2 separate regions of the Homo sapiens genome follow, and region 2 is linked to region 1. The links are chromatin loops, found by intact Hi-C in ENCODE. Cell type or tissue: mammary epithelial cell. All regions are shown on one strand. Links, peaks and the distances in the headings refer to the core of each region. The heading gives the core; the rest is flanking DNA.

Region 1 (5,423 bases), core at 1,516-4,015:
CCATCCCCGCGGGCGTCCTGGCTCCCCTTCCCTCTGAAAGCGCCGGGGCGGGCCAGCAGGGGGCGAGTTTCATTTCCGCACCGGAGACCCAGCCGGAATCACAAATGCCGCGAACTACACCCTCCTTTCCTGATCTGGCCAGGAGTCTGTGTCATTAAAACTCTCAGTTCTGCTTTTCCCTATATTAACATTATCTTCATTTTGAGCACATCACGTTCAGTGACAGAAAAGGAGATCCCATGAGTCACTGGAGGTAGACTTAAAATAGCTTAAGGATGATATTTCATGGATGTTAGTGACATCAGTCGAAGAAGCAGTGCTTTCAAAGAGCAGAATTCCTCATATTCACTCTTCGGATACCCAGCAGTTTTCCAGGTCTTGGTCTATACCCAGCCTTTTTCTTGGAGGAAGGTGCTCATCTTCCCACACAGGCTACACAGGGGGCAGGGAAAGTTGGGACAGGTGGCACAAGGCCATGTGAAGCCCCCCGTCCTCCTGCCGGGGCATCTTACATATTGCTGCCACTGCCGAGGGGGCATATCTGTGTATAGCTGCCCAGCAGAGTACAGGGAAGGTGTTATGTGGGAAGGAAGACTCCTGGGTGGGTAGGAGTTTGGGCTAAGTCCCTCCTGGTCCAGGTAACTTAGCTGGCCCCTGCAGATATGAGTGGTGGGAGACGGGATCCGGCGGGTGAGAGAGGGGAACCACAGAACCACAGGCTTTTCTCAGGTCGGGGAAAGACCTTAGAGATCACTTAGCTCAATGTCTTCTTTTCCTGACGCCCAGGGAAATTGTGAACAAATTCACCACCACAGAACTAGGCAAGTCCCCTGGTGGGCAAATGGACACCTTCACAGAAGCCATTTTCTTTCCTTGTGTATTATGTATCAAAGGCTAACTGTTTAACAAGCAACCCCGTGTCACAGTGGCTTAACACAAAACAAGTTATTTCTTGCTCTTGGACCACTGAAAGCGTTTCTTGGACAGCTTCCATGCAGTGATTCAGGGACCCAGGCACCTTTCATTCTGTGGCCCCACCATCCCTAAGGGCCTTAATGTTTGCTGCTGAGTACTCTGCATCTGGCTGTGACAGGTAGAGAGAGAGAATGAAGGACTGTGCAGGAGGTGGGCAGGCCTCACTGCCACTCACATTCCACTAGCTAGACGCCACTCTCAGGGCCAACCTTCCCCCAAGGGGAGCTGGGAAATGTAGTCCAGCTGTGTGCACAGGAAGCAGATAGGATGGCTCGGGGCAAGCACACAGCAGTGTCTGCCTCACCTATCTTCAAAGAAAACAGTCTTTGAGTTCTTTTGGGTTATTTACACTGGGTAGCAGAAGGCACATGATCTTTGGAGGTGGACAGACTTGGGTTTGGATATTGGCAGTGTGACCTTGGGCAAAGAAGTAACCTTTAGCCTCAGTTTGCTCAGCTGGTAAATGGGGCTATCTTGTGGGTATTACCTGAGGTAAGGAATGTAACTTGTCTATGTTACCACGTGGTCTCACATGTTTGTTTGTACAAACCAATGGGGCTGGGAGTATTGTTGGGGGAGGAGGAAACAGACTTCCTGTGTCCCATTTCCCCCACTCTGGATGGCAGCACTGCCCAACAGCTTCATTAGACGCCAAGAGTGGTGGCACTTTCTTCTGTCACTTGTTAAATTTCGATGTAGTTCATTCTAATCAATATGGGACTTTGGAAGGAAAAAAAGCATTCCCCAAACCCACAAGCAACCATTTTATTTGATTCATAAAAATTCAGTCACTGAGAAGGCAGTTCCAGCAAGAGAGTTTTGATCCTTCTTGCTCAGGCTGAGATGGTCACATCTAGAAAGCAGTGATTTTAAAATCCTATTTTCTTCTGAAAAAAAAAAAAATTTTTCTGAAGGGCAGTGAAAAGAGAAATAATCTAAGCTGAAGTGTCACTTTTCACTTATGGATATTGATGCTCTAAGACTAAATCTGGCTGACAGGAGTAAAGAGAACTGCCTTCTCATCATGGGTGAGACCCTGCAGGGTGAGATGTGGCTCAGGTATCATGGTGTGCCCAGGGACTGGCACATTAGGGGCTTCAATAAATATTTGCTGGTTAAATTAATAGGTGATTGAAGACAGTTACAGAAGTAATAACAACGAAAACAATTTTTTGGCCTGAAACGTCACTTTTTTTTTTTTTTTTTTGCGGGGTGGGTGGAGGGGAGGCAGTGGAATCCTGCATTTTAGTTTTTGGATTCCCTGAATGGTTTCTTCAATCATAAATGTTTGCTAAACACACACACACACACACACACACACACACACACACACACACACGCTCATACACGCTCATACACATGCCGACATTCTATAGGAAGGTAAAATAAAGAGGAAGCCCAATTGTGTCTGCCTTTTTAGGGCATTGTCCTTTAAAATAACCTTCCAAGCCTAGCTAGTTAAGCTTAGTGGCGATAAGATATTGAAAGCAATAAATAAATCCACATACGGATCTCAGAAGGTTAACAGTTTTTTAAGAAATTATTGTTCAAATCCAAGGGTAAAATGGCGCCTGAAATTACAAAACGTGGTCCTGTAGTGCCCTCTGGTGTCTTTTGCCTGGAATTGTCAAAGTCTGCCATTGCACCTAGCTCTAGTTATTAGCATAATCTTGATTTATTTGAGTCCGGGACTTTGGGGCCCTGGCTGATTTGGAGGGGAAGTGGGGGACGCAGGAAGCTGGGACTACTTTCTTTCAGGCCTTTTTTCAAATGGGTTACCAGCACAATGTAAAAATAATTTTATATTAACCCTGGTATAAGATTTAAAAATTGAAACGAATCATTATCTTGAAAAGAAGCCTTTTAGCTCCAAAAAATTATTGGCTTTTTTTCCAGAAGGCATATTATGCAGTTTCTTTTGTCCATTAAGCTATTCTTTGCAAATCAATTGGACAGAGGACATTTTTTAATTTCAGAAATTAATTATCACATGTAATAACTGAACCATTCTTTATTTTTTCTTGATACCCATTCAGTTAAATAAAAGACATGTGAGCTAGTCTATGAAATAGAATAAAGATTATGAATAAAATTAAAATATTCTAAAAGACAGTATTTTTTATGTTAAAAAAGTGTTGAAATTTATTCCATAAGGATGTTCATATTTTGAGGAAGGGGAAACTAGTCAAATTATACATATTTGGCAAGTGAAAATGGTGTAAGGCAATCACTGAGAGTTTTAGATTGTTAGTATTTGTTAATGAATCTGGCTTAACTCTAAATGCTGCAGCCAACATGGTAAAGTGCTATGAAAAAAGAAGGGTCTTCTTTCACCACCTTCTGTGAAGATGAAAGTCAATTTAATTCAATTTGTAGGTATTTAATGGGTGGCTCTGAGCACCAGGGACTGGGCTTAGGCCTGGCCTGGGTGGAATCCCTGACCCTCAGGAGCTCCAGGCCCAGGAGGGGGACATGTTGGCAACACCCGCCATTTGCAGTCCAGGGGATGCAGGCTGCGCTGGAAAGAGAGCATGCAGGAAGGAGCCTGTGAGATTGAAGGAATCAGGGGAGGCCTCCCTGGAGGACATGACCTTGGAAGATAGGAGTCAGCCAGGTGGGCAAGAGATGCAGGGCATCACAGACACAGGAAGGGCCAGCAGAGCACTTCTTTGGAGCAGGGATATGGAGGGGAGGAGAGGTCAACCTAGAGAGGGTCCCCAACATGCTCTACTGAGCCAAACAGTTTTATAACAAGAGCCTGGAGTGCTCTGCAGGGTTTAGGCCAGAGAGGGATACGTGCAGCCCAGTAGCCCAGAGAACATGGGTTGGAGGGGAGCCAGCTGAGGTTGACCACAGATTCTCAGTGGAAGGACAGTGCATGTCTCAAATTCTTCTCGCTTTGTGACAATAGTCACCAACGTTTATGAAGACCCTTGCAGGCAGGAGTGCAGAGCAGAGAAGAGACTGGAGCTTCGGCACTTGGCAAGACCTCCCTGAAAGGCTGGCTTGCCCACTGCCAACTTTGGGCGGGTTTCCTGACCTCTTGAAGCCTCAGTGTTTTCCCCAGTGAACTGGGCATGATGAAACTACTTTCCAGGATTGGAGAAGGTGTATAGGATGTGATTGGCAGAGGGGCTGGCACATTGCAAGTGCCTTGTAAATGATACTTGACTTTTATTAAAGGGAAAATGATTCACATCATAAAAGCTCGAGATCAAGCCAGGCCCCTGCATATAATCTCATGGCAACTCCAAACCATCTTATAGCATCTGGTTATGTATATTTTTATATGATTATACGATTAATGTCTGCTCCTTCTTCTAGCTCCACAAAGGCAGGACTGTGTCCTGCTGACAGCCCATGTGAACCTTGTCACCATGGTTCATGTGCATGGAAGGTGCTAGAAAATAGCCATCAAATGAAGGACAAGGAGAATGGCTGGGGACAGCTCTGCCAACATCTTCTTGCTTTGGTGATGACAGAACTAAAAAATGGTAAAGGAACCCAAATATTTCCCATAATACTGTGATTCTGGGACTGAAAACTTGTTTTGTAACGTACAGTTGAATTAGGGGCATTAGTGTCCTCATTCTAGCCAAGTGGGAGGACAAAGTAGTGGTTGACAGAACTGGCCTCTGAGTCAGAAAGACCTGGATTAGGGTTTCAGTTTCATCACCAACTTCTCTGCGCCTGCATTTGCTCATCTGCAGAATAGGGATGAGATGCTTTGTTTGCAGAGTCCTGAGGACTAAACAAGGCAACCTACTTAACACCCTTAGCACAAACTCAACTCCTGTTTTTAGGTGGTATTGATTATTGACTTTATGGATGAAAAATGTCTTTCAGATTCTGGTTCGCTGTTCTGTAGCACGGGAAAGACAAATAGTGGTTTCCATGTTTATTCTCTGCAGTAAAGAAAAATTATCCTGTATTCAGTTTTAAAGGTTTAAAAATCTCAAAAACAACAACTTCTCTGCATCTCTAAATTCACATCAAAATTTTTCAGTGTATTGACAGAAATTGTATATAGCTGTAATTAGTTAATACTATGTGCTGTTTTCAGGTTTTAGCATTGTTTGAATATATATGTGTGTATGTGTTTATGTATTTTTAGGAAGTAAATTAATTCATTCCTCTTTATACATAAATATAAAAATATTCATTTTTATACAAACATGGAAACAATGAGAGACTGAATGAGTTTGACTTCATTCCCATGCCAACCTAGTACTGGGTGCTGGGACTAAAATCCTGGTCTCTGGAGGGTTTTATGAGTAAGTTTGGTGTCGTTTAATTCTTTGTACAACGTCTTCCTGTTGCTTGTTTGTTCCTTCCTTCCCCCACTCATCAGCATGGGTCGAGGGCTCACCACCTGCAGCCAGAGGACTGCGTCAGGACTGTAGATACAAGGAGGTCCATGCACCGAAGGAGCTTGGGGCACGGGCAGA
Region 2 (3,961 bases), core at 1-2,500, 1.3 Mb before region 1:
GCGTCTGGGGCTCCTGTGCTAGTGTCTCTGAGCTCCCCGACCTCGGGACGCGGGGCTGCTGGGGAGGAAAGAGCCCTGGGCCGAGCCCCGTTTCGTGTCTGGGCGTCTCTGCCTAAGTCCCTCGCCAGTAAGTCCCGAAGGGCATCATCAAATCATCTCTGGCCAGTGGAAAGAGGGGGTCTAAGAGCTGGAGCCCGGCCTTGTCGCGGCCTCCCAAGCCGCCTCCCAGAACAGGAAGGAAGCTCGAGGAACAAAGGGGGCCCCAACAGAGCCCAGTCTCTCGGTCCCGCGTGTGCAACCGTCAGTGGAAGAGAAGCAGCCTCAGCCGAGGCGAGTTAACCTGGGCGCGGGTGGAACATTACAGCCCGGGGTAGGCTCCCGGCTCCGGATTCCCGCTCCCAGCCTCCGATAGCGCCCGCGTCGCCGCCACAGCAGCGTTCAGGACCCAACGAGGGGCCCAGGGCCATGGGAGCCGCCAGAGTCCTGGCTTCCAGACGTGCCAGGGGCGCCTGCAACGCCGGGCCTCCAGCGGGGAGACTCCACTTGCCTCTCAGCTATATTTGTGATTTACTTGAGTCTTTCGGAGCCGTGGAAAATAACTACAGAGATACTAGGCACTGCCAAGGAATGCTTCCATTATCGCCCTCATTTTACTCCTGGAGGTCTAAGCAAGACCCCAGTAACCCGCCCCACGGATCCCCAGACCCCAGGCAGCCTCTGTGGCTGCAGGGAGCCTGGGCCCACTCGCTGGGTTCAAGGAGAACCCTCCGACTTGGGGCCCGGCTGGCTCGAGGAACCGGACCCTGTGATGAAGATTTTCCAGGCTGGATACGTAAGCAAATCAAATCGCAAACTAATGACACGAAAACCATATTCACACGAAAGAAAAATCGACTACGGTTATAAAAGTGTATGGAATTTGACCTCGCCTTGGAGAAACACTACACAAAAGCTATCTTTAATAGACGCCTGTCATTTAAGAGCGGCAGGGACACTGTCCCTCATGCGCTCGCAAAAACAGAGCCGTAATTGTAGCTGCTGCTGCTGCGGGCAGGATTTATTTCTCCAATTGGCTAAATGGCTTTCCCCCTTCCCCGAAGGTGATATCTGTATTTTCAAAATTCAGAGCTGCTGGCAGGACGGTCAGTACCGACCCCAACCTCGACACAAAAATAAGAGGGGCTGCAAAACGGGGGAAATAAAGTTGTTGTAAATAAAATGCAAGTCACCACCTCCCCCCAATCCTCTGCATCCTCGCCGGGCGCGCGATCGGCAGCTGACGGCCTAACAATTGGTACATCCTAATGGAACTGCGAGGGAAATGCAATAATTTTGCCATAATGGGCTGTAACCTCAATTCGACCCCGGCCCTTGCAGCCCCCGGTCGGAAGCTGGGCGATGAGCCCTGCCTCCAGCGGGTGGCGCTCGAGTCCGGCTGAACGGCGGCAACTGGCGGCGGGCACGCGCCCGGGGCGCGCGCGCCACCCCCCTCGCCTCCACCCAACTCCCCTATTAGTGCACGAGTTTACCTCTAGAGGTCATCAGGCAGGATTTACGACTGGACAACAAAAGCACGTGATTCGAAGTCGTACCCCATATTTGGGTGCCTACGTAGGAGGGAACCAAGTACATGTCCCAGTCATTTCCATAATTCATCATAAATTGTGCAAGGGTGCTATAGACGCACAAACGACCGCGAGCCACAAATCAAGCACACATATCAAAAAACAAATGAGCTCTTATTTTGTAAACTCATTTTGCGGTCGCTATCCAAATGGCCCGGACTACCAGTTGCATAATTATGGAGATCATAGTTCCGTGAGCGAGCAATTCAGGGACTCGGCGAGCATGCACTCCGGCAGGTACGGCTACGGCTACAATGGCATGGATCTCAGCGTCGGCCGCTCGGGCTCCGGCCACTTTGGCTCCGGAGAGCGCGCCCGCAGCTACGCTGCCAGCGCCAGCGCGGCGCCCGCCGAGCCCAGGTACAGCCAGCCGGCCACGTCCACGCACTCTCCTCAGCCCGATCCGCTGCCCTGCTCCGCCGTGGCCCCCTCGCCCGGCAGCGACAGCCACCACGGCGGGAAAAACTCCCTAAGCAACTCCAGCGGCGCCTCGGCCGACGCCGGCAGCACCCACATCAGCAGCAGAGAGGGGGTTGGCACGGCGTCCGGAGCCGAGGAGGACGCCCCTGCCAGCAGCGAGCAGGCGAGTGCGCAGAGCGAGCCGAGCCCGGCGCCGCCCGCCCAACCCCAGATCTACCCCTGGATGCGCAAGCTGCACATAAGTCATGGTAAAGCCAGCCTTTTTCTAAATCCACGCGACCGCGGGGACGCGGCTCTCGGTCCCCCCTCTCTTCTCTGCCGCCCTCTCCCAGTCTCTCTTGGTCTCATTTCTCCCAGCCCTGCGGAGCTCTCCTTGCCGTTCTCCCTCCCCTGCCTTCCTCCTTCCTCCTCTTCTTTGCGAGCACCCTGCGCTCACAAATAGTGGGGGAAATGGGCGTTCTCTGGGACAGTTTAGACGTTGGAAGGGGGAGGAAGCAAAAAACCCCTCTGGAACCCCACGCCTTGGGACGCGCTCCCGGGTCAGGCCAGCCGAGCAAGGCGCAGAGAGGTAGAGGATGGCTGTAGCAGCCGTGAATCGGGCTTGTCACGGCGGATAATTTATGAGGAGGGCTACGCTGGGGAAACAGCGTTACTAATTACAGCCCCCGAAAAGGGGCTTGGGGGAAAGAATCGAGGCGAGAGCCTGCAGGATTCTGAATTTTGGGGGCAGGAGGGAGAGAGAAGGAAAGGGAAGAAAAAGAAAACAGGCTCCCCAACCCTGCAGGCTGGAAACGGGAGGCGGCTCTCGGGGCTGGAACTTTGAGGGAGGGTGACCCGAAGGCCACTTGGGCGCTCAGGAAAGGGCCTTGCTTCCTGGGTTTCTGTGCGGTGGGCAGCCTGGGAGGGCTGTGCCTCCCGATCGGGGCGCCCGGGGCAGGGCGGAGGGGGCAGGAGAGGGGCCAGGGAAAGCCGGAGTCCGCCGGGACACGGCCCCAGCCTCAGATGGGCAGATTGTTCCCAGGGTCCAAATCGTATTGTTTTCTTTCTAGAAAGGAAGAGAGAAGGAAATTCGGGAGGGGTGTGCGGGCTGGTAGGCAGAACTTGTTGAGCTTTTCGCCTGGGTTCCCTGCTCATGACCCAAGCTTGTCCCCCTGGCGGACTTTGGAAGACAGGAGTTGGTGGCTAAACCGCTGACTTTTCTATTGCAGACAACATAGGCGGCCCGGAAGGCAAAAGGGCCCGGACGGCCTACACGCGCTACCAGACCCTGGAGCTGGAGAAGGAGTTCCACTTCAACCGTTACCTGACCCGCAGAAGGAGGATTGAAATAGCACATGCTCTTTGCCTCTCCGAGAGACAAATTAAAATCTGGTTCCAAAACCGGAGAATGAAGTGGAAAAAAGATAATAAGCTGAAAAGCATGAGCATGGCCGCGGCAGGAGGGGCCTTCCGTCCCTGAGTATCTGAGCGTTTAAAGTACTGAGCAGTATTAGCGGATCCCGCGTAGTGTCAGTACTAAGGTGACTTTCTGAAACTCCCTTGTGTTCCTTCTGTGAAGAAGCCCTGTTCTCGTTGCCCTAATTCATCTTTTAATCATGAGCCTGTTTATTGCCATTATAGCGCCTGTATAAGTAGATCTGCTTTCTGTTCATCTCTTTGTCCTGAATGGCTTTGTCTTGAAAAAAAATAGATGTTTTAACTTATTTATATGAAGCAAGCTGTGTTACTTGAAGTAACTATAACAAAAAAAGAAAAGAGAAAAAAAAACACACAAAAAGTCCCCCTTCAATCTCGTTTAGTGCCAATGTTGTGTGTTGCACTCAAGTTGTTTAACTGTGCATGTGCGTGGAAGTGTTCCTGTCTCAATAGCTCCAAGCTGTTAAAGATATTTTTATTCAAACTACCTATATTCCTTG

What was found. Peaks named below come from ENCODE experiments on the same cell type or tissue, not always from the same donor. Only the 100,000 strongest peaks of a DNase experiment are listed, where the experiment ranks them.
Region 2: a loop joins it to region 1, with 11 times the contacts of the local background. A loop is called at or near these places in 10 of 110 quality-filtered maps.

Annotation. Positions count from the first base shown.
Region 1 is chr7:25,890,169-25,895,591 of GRCh38, reverse strand. No RefSeq gene overlaps it. Among named protein-coding and RNA genes, the nearest start is that of MIR148A, 57 kb to the left of the region's middle. RefSeq lists enhancers at 243-332, 2,526-2,605. In mammary epithelial cell, for the core only: a CTCF peak has its summit at 2,587 (motif pointing left); a DNase peak (open chromatin) is centred at 2,541; H3K4me3 peaks cover 252 bases; H3K27ac peaks cover 305 bases.
Region 2 is chr7:27,141,378-27,145,338 of GRCh38, reverse strand. All of the region lies in intron 1 of HOXA3 (homeobox A3), which reads left to right. It overlaps HOXA5 (homeobox A5), which reads left to right and starts at 1,658. Exons shown (of 2, transcript NM_019102.4): 1 at 1,658-2,293; 2 at 3,254-3,961. The coding sequence starts at 1,732. The coding sequence ends at 3,504. All of the region lies in intron 1 of HOXA-AS3 (HOXA cluster antisense RNA 3), which reads right to left. In mammary epithelial cell, for the core only: a CTCF peak has its summit at 1,407 (motif pointing right); DNase peaks (open chromatin) are centred at 268, 588, 898, 1,588 and 1 weaker place; H3K4me3 peaks cover 2,390 bases; H3K27ac peaks cover 2,408 bases.